Regions from separate parts of the Mus musculus genome. Here region 2 is linked to region 1. Evidence: chromatin contacts called from ENCODE Hi-C or POLR2A ChIA-PET data. All regions are on one chromosome and are shown on one strand. The core of a region is the stretch at or near the end of the contact, and the rest is flanking DNA. Distances in the headings are between cores, read along the strand shown. Region 1 holds the start of Fignl1 (fidgetin-like 1). Region 2 overlaps Grb10 (growth factor receptor bound protein 10).

What was found. A loop is a pair of places that touch in the nucleus more often than their neighbours do. ChIA-PET counts read pairs that join two places held with the same protein, here RNA polymerase II (POLR2A).
Region 2: a loop to region 1 is called in a map of mouse trophoblast stem cell, with 2.6 times the contacts of the local background. The contact joins the enhancer-like site here to the promoter of Fignl1 in region 1. A Hi-C loop is called at or near these places in 1 of 37 maps with a recorded cell type or tissue (mouse trophoblast stem cell). POLR2A ChIA-PET finds 5 or more read pairs at or near these places in 5 of 5 experiments (Patski and embryonic stem cell).

What each region holds. Positions count from the first base shown.
Region 1 is chr11:11,807,482-11,810,587 of GRCm38, forward strand. It overlaps Fignl1 (fidgetin-like 1), which reads right to left and starts at 1,481. Exons shown (of 3, transcript NM_021891.3): 1 at 1,414-1,481.
Region 2 is chr11:11,938,181-11,941,286 of GRCm38, forward strand. Grb10 (growth factor receptor bound protein 10) reads right to left here. Exons shown (of 17, transcript NM_010345.4): 12 at 230-304. Among named protein-coding and RNA genes, the nearest start is that of Ddc, 42 kb to the left of the region's middle. Within about 2 kb of position 1,616, at least 1 of the 3 ENCODE cell types and tissues checked has a DNase peak (open chromatin) inside an H3K27ac peak, as active enhancers do.

The DNA of each region.
Region 1 (3,106 bases), core at 231-2,730:
TGTATTTAGAAGTTATCGACCAAGTTTTCCTTCCTTTCCAGTCAGTCATATCCCACAACTACATACAACCCAAAACAGTCTGTTGCTCAATGACACAAGTACTGACCGTATTATCTAACACTTCTAAGTCATTTTAACCTTTGTGCTTGATAGAAATCTATAAAGTATGGGCAACCGAGTTACATTTCAATTTTCTTTACTTTGTTAATTTTCTGATTAAGAATGTTTTGGTCATTCAAACTAGACAGGAAGCTTCTGCAAACAAGAACTACTTCTCATTGTATTTAGATTTTCTTTAGTACGTAGTTCATGGTATCCACTAAAATGATTAAAAACTGGAGGGCCTACTATATTCCAGACATCATTTTTGAACTTTACAGAACTCTAGTTTACTAGTGGCAAAGTAGCATAGGAATTTAGAACACAGGATCTGAAGCTGTAAGACCTAGCTTTAGACACTGGACATAAAAGTTTTAATTAATTGTAATAAATTGGGGAAGTCTGAGAGCAACTTGCAGGAACTGAATTTTCTCTTTTTACCAGGACAGTTCTTAGGGATTCAGGTCCTCAGGTTCGGCAGCTTTGACCCACTAAGCCATTTCCCAGGCCCTGAATTCTGAATACATAATCTGTTCTTTCAGCAGTGACTCTGAGAATATCTCTTAAGCTATGTCGTCACCTGGGGAGAAACAGCGTGCACCATTATTTAGCTGACAGGTTGTTGCATTATAGGGTCCCCAGAACTTAGAAATATGATAGATTATGAATTATTATTTCTTCCCTTTGGAAGGTTCCCCCCTCAGGCCGTAGCGACTGCGTATGGCCTGGAACCAGTTATCACAACTGAAAAGTATCTTTAGTCCAACTGCTCGGGGTCAGGAGTGTGTCTGATTTCTAGGTATTGACACATACATCAGGTAGGGGACTCCATTCTAAATACAACTCACGTATACTTAAAATATACATTAGCTACATAACCAGACGGTTAACTGTAGATACTATTTTCTGAGCAGGAATGAATTTAAAAAAAAAAAAAAAGTTTCATGATGAGGATGTTATTTTAGGCGTCAAGTTCAGATGCTGGAGCATTTCTGATTTTCGGAGAAAATTCACCTGTGTTAGTATTGCCGAAAGCACGAAACTCAAAATGAGTACATTTAGGTGGCAAACCAGCTACAGCATTCCCAGCAGTCCTAGCGGGGGGTAGCTGTGGCTGACTGACCCCAAACCGTCACGCCCAACGGCGTCCCTCAGCCCCAGCCGCCGTCTGGCCGCGGGCTTCCCAAGGCCACCCTCTCCGACAACCCGAGGCCAAGAACGGACAGAAGAAAACAAAACCAAAGTACACCCGGCATGGCAACCACAGCCTCCGCCCGCCGGCTTAGCGGCGAACAGCAGCCTACCGGGGCCCACCTGTGCTCCCTGCCGGGACCGCAGCCACCGAAAAGCGCGCCTTTCGAAGTGCGCCTGCGCGAAGTGACGGCTCGGCCCGCGTTGCGCATGCGTGTAGAGTAAGGGCGGCTGAGCGCGCGCTGCACGCAGCGTGAGGGCGGAGTCTCGGAAGGCCTGAGGTCACCGCCCAGGCCTTAACGCGGGAATTTGGGTTTCCGGCCCGCGCTCTATGAGGGAGATTTAGCCCGCGCGGTGGCGATAAATCTAAGCAAACCCTTGGCTTCCCGTTCACTGCAGCCTTAATATGTTCTTTTTGCCGAGCTAGGTGCTGCAAAGGCACCTAGGCAGAGGCAGTGAGAGAGGAAAGAAAGCTCAGGAGTGTAGAGAGCACGAGTCCCCTGGGAGGGCGAAAGCGGCCCGGGAGGGGGAAGGGGAGGTGTAGCCTCCGGGCCGCCACTCCAGAGCCTGCCCGCCCCGGCGCCCTCCGGCCTTAACCAGTTCAGCAGCAGCTATCAAATAGTGAGACTCGAATACAGGAAGGTTTAGCAAAGGCTACAGCCAGCATTAGACGGAATACCGAGATTACCGAAGTAGTAGCTGGCAGGGGTCCAGTAAGAACTGAAGAGCTTTTTTTTTTTTTTTTTTTTAAAAAAACTAATCGTAGGTAGCTAAAACATGGACAGTCCTGGAGTCACCGAGGGAACTTTCCCCTCATAGCTTTGGGCCCCACCTCACCCCACCCCCACCTCTCTATTACCAACCAAGACGGCTTGCAATTTGGGGAGAGGTCACCAAGGGTTAGGTTCTTAATTGTTTGTATAGGCATAACAAGCCATTGGGTCAGGCTCCAAGCAGTCGGGAGCTGATTGTCAGAGAGGGGAGAGGAGGGGGGCTGTGCTGGGTTGTTGGGTGGTTTTTTTTTTTTTTTTTTTGGTTTCTTTGTCTACAACCCTCATCGCTAAGCCTGCCTGTTTTCACTGGGAAAACTGTACTTTTCTTTTATTCATCCTATCTCCTTCAAATACTGACCAACACTCCTAACCCTGCTTGCTCTACGGCTCTGGGCATTTTTAATCAGGCTGAAGACCTTCCTTACCCATGCAGCCATTCCCAGGCCTGCATTGTTGAGCCTGCCTGCCTTTCTGACCTTTAACTCCAAAAGCATGGTCTCTTTTCCCCTTATCCGTCTGCCTCCTCCAGAGGCTGCCAACATGTCTAGCTTGTCTTATTTTTCCCCTAAATTCAAAATTGCCTTTCGGTTTCCTACTGAGTCTGGGTTTTGTTTTGTTTTAATTATTTTTTTATAAGACCAGGAATCCTGCAAAAAGCAACATTATTCTCTGGCGTCCGTCTTTTTTAAATTGGCTTTGTTAGGCTCACAACCCAGTGTCTACTGTGGAAGAGTTTAAGGCTTAAGCTATGCAAGTAGTAAACTTGCTGACCGAGAACACAAACTGCTTTTGATAGACTCTATTTTCATGGTCAGAAGTTATTGGACCTGCAAGAAAGAAATTGCCACCTAAGCAGACAGAACTGGTCCTTGGTGGGAGAGCTTCTTCTTGTTTATGTATTTATGAGTTTATAACCATAATCTCAGACAATGCTTGTTACAGTTCAGCTGGCTAATTTGTTTTGATCAGAGAAAATAAAATGATCCCAAATAATATGCATCCTCTGCCAGAAAAATTGTGTTTGTAAGCTAGCAAGATGTCTC
Region 2 (3,106 bases), core at 366-2,865, 130 kb after region 1:
TTCTACAATATAGCTTGCTCTCTTTCCTGGGGATAAGTACCAAGGAGTCTTTAGAATCGCACTTTGATAATAAAGTGTACCTCTGTGCTTCTGGGGAGCAGGAGTGGTTATACTCTCAGTATCTTCACTAGAGAATGACTTTAGCATCCATGGGTTCCAAAACAAAAGCCAAAAGCAAGGCATGCTGCAATGAGGTTCCCACAGCCTTGACTGTTAAGGGTCCACTTACCATAGGTGCGTTGAAAGGAGGGGGCAGACCCTTCCTCTGTGGGATGCGATAGTTTTGGTACAGGAGCATTCCGTACTGAAGAGGAAAGACTAGGGTCAGTACCAGCACCCGAGGGCTCCCCCAGCCCCAGCCCACAGCAAACCCCACAGCTGGGAGGGCAGTGCTGATACACAAGAGCCAAGTACTCTGTCAAAGGTCCCCCACCCCACCCCCCAGGAGTGTAACAGGCTGAAGATGGTGCACATCTGTTCAGTTCTGCCTCAGAACTTCTATCTTGGGAGAGAGGGGAGCTGAAGGGAGAGGGAAACAAACAGGGCAACAACACAGTTCATAATACCAAGGTCAAGAATAATTGCCTTTCCTGAGTTCTGTATGAGTCAAATAGTTACTACCTATTTTAATGATCGATACACTATCATCAGCCCCACTTTACAGATAATGGCACAGAAACACAAAGGAAGGAAGCAAGTGATTCAAAGTGACAAGAATAAGCATTGAGAACCTGGTGCACACAGCCAGTTCTAAAGCTGATCTCCAGAGGACAGAGGTTTCATATACTTTAAACAGCCCTCAAACCATTGATTCAGAACACCAAATTAGAAAATTATGATAGCAAGCGAGCAGGCACCAAGAAGAGGAAATAAAGTCATGAAGTGGGTACACCATCCTCTTGACCTTCCTTCATGAGACACAAGCTTTCTTGTAGCTTTTGGTCCTATAGGAACACTCCTCCCTAAAGTACAAACATGTACAACATGACAAAACTATGAGTGTAAGTCTTCTCCTGGGAGAGGAGAAGAGAGAGGACAAGCTAAGACAAGTGTTTGAAGTGAAAATCACCAAGAATTCCTTCTGATTGCTGAGAAGATACCAAACTATAGAGTCAAGAATATATAAATCAGACACATCACGAGAAAACTGCTAAAAAACAGAAAAAAAAATCAAAACAAAAATGGTTGACATTTTTACATAAATGAGAGCCACAAGACAAAGGATAGTGAGAAATTACTGCTACTAGTGAGCTGTTCGTTCAATAATGTAGGCAGGACCAAGAGTTTCTAGGGTTCATATTATAGCTTGAGTTCATCTAGTTCCAGAAAAGAATACATGTTCAGGGGAAAATTTATAGTGCAAATATACAGATGATTAAAATAAAATCTGAAAATACAAAGCACAGCAAAAGGTTGTCTTAGGGATTTAACTATGCAGAGAATGATTATCCACAACATGAACATTTCAGATAGGGCACGGAGAAAACTCTTATGTCAGCCTGACTGTGGTGAAGGGATCAAGTAACATGGCTTTTTAGTAAGTTAAAGATGCATGTTGCTGTGCTGGGCTACCCACTGGAGAGCAGTGGCCTCTGAGTCATAAGAATGGCCAGACTGATAATACGTGCTTAACTGGGGCCCTAGGCCAGACCACAAAGTCTATGTTAAGAATGTGACTCATGCTGCCTCTGGGGCCATGCTAGGGACTAAGGCCAGCCACATAAACGATGGGCCTATATGGCCAACAATGCATGGAAATTGGGGTCTACCCTAAGACTTGGGTGAGCTTCCCTGGTCAGTAAAGCTTTGGGTAAACTATCATACATTTTTGTCAGTAGGTTCAAGTAGTGTGTGTGTGTGTGTGTGTATAATTCTATATATACATACACCTGACTCCTCTCTTCTGGATTACATTCAGGCCGTTAACTCACACCTATTTTCCCTTTCACTGTAATAATGCATAAGAGCTTTGCTGAATTTGTAACCGTAGCTCATTAATGGGGGGTGGGGGTGGGGGTGGGGATCTAGAGTGACACTCCAACTAAGAAACTCTAAAATATGTACTCTTTTAAGTAACAATACAGCATCTCAAGTAGAAAACCCCAAATTTGATTTTAGGATTGAATGATAGGCCTGTGTTAAAACCTAGGCAAGTGTGTAAAATTACTCCAGGCCATGTGCAAGATATATGCATGAAACAAATGTATCTCATGTTTAGACAAACATTCCTGGGTCAGCAAAAGCCAAAGTGTGCCTGGTGCCAAGTACTTTGGAGAAGGGCCTTTCCATCTGGGACTATACAAGTTTGGGAGTATAATACTCTTCAATTTCCCGTTCTCTTGCCATGTCCCTTCCTTGTTACTTGGCTTGAATGCTGTTTTCAAGACACTTAGTTCACTGACTTGAAGCTGTATTTCTTTTTTCTTTTAAAACACGTACTCAACATTAAAAATTTGTCTCCGAAATTCTGCTGTAATTTCAATCTGTGGTACTTTTATAACTCAACTGACATATCTTCTGATTTTCTTTTGCCTTCTCTCCTTGACCTATGAATTATTTTAAATAGATCGTTTCTATAAGTAGGTATAAAATTATACTTTATTTGCATTGGATTTTTAACGCATTTTTTAAAATCTCAGTTACTAAGGAAGTAGACTGTTTTCACATTTATTGTTTTTAAAGACTACAAATTCACACTTTGTACTTAAGACTATAAGGCCCTACATGGTGGTAGTTGTATTCACACACCCTCTTTAAGTTGTTAAGCCATTAGCCATTTATGTACCAGCTGTCTATAGAGTTCCCTTCTTTCATTTCCCTTTTATTTTAGTTGACTGGGCTTTAAAGATACATGTATAGTCCAATTAATGTTATTTCCTTTGTGTGCCCTAACAATGTTTCCTGCTTCATTGCCATGTAGCCTTTCACTTCCTATTCACATCAAACTAAATGTGACTCTCCCAAACAGCCGAGGATTAAGGTGACAGTGGACTGTTTTGTTTCTTTGTGTAAAGAGACAACAGCCATGTCTCCACATTCAGAACTTGCCGTGTTAAGAAATATCTTTCTGGGCTGGCGAGACGCCTTCGAGAGTAAAGGTACTTGT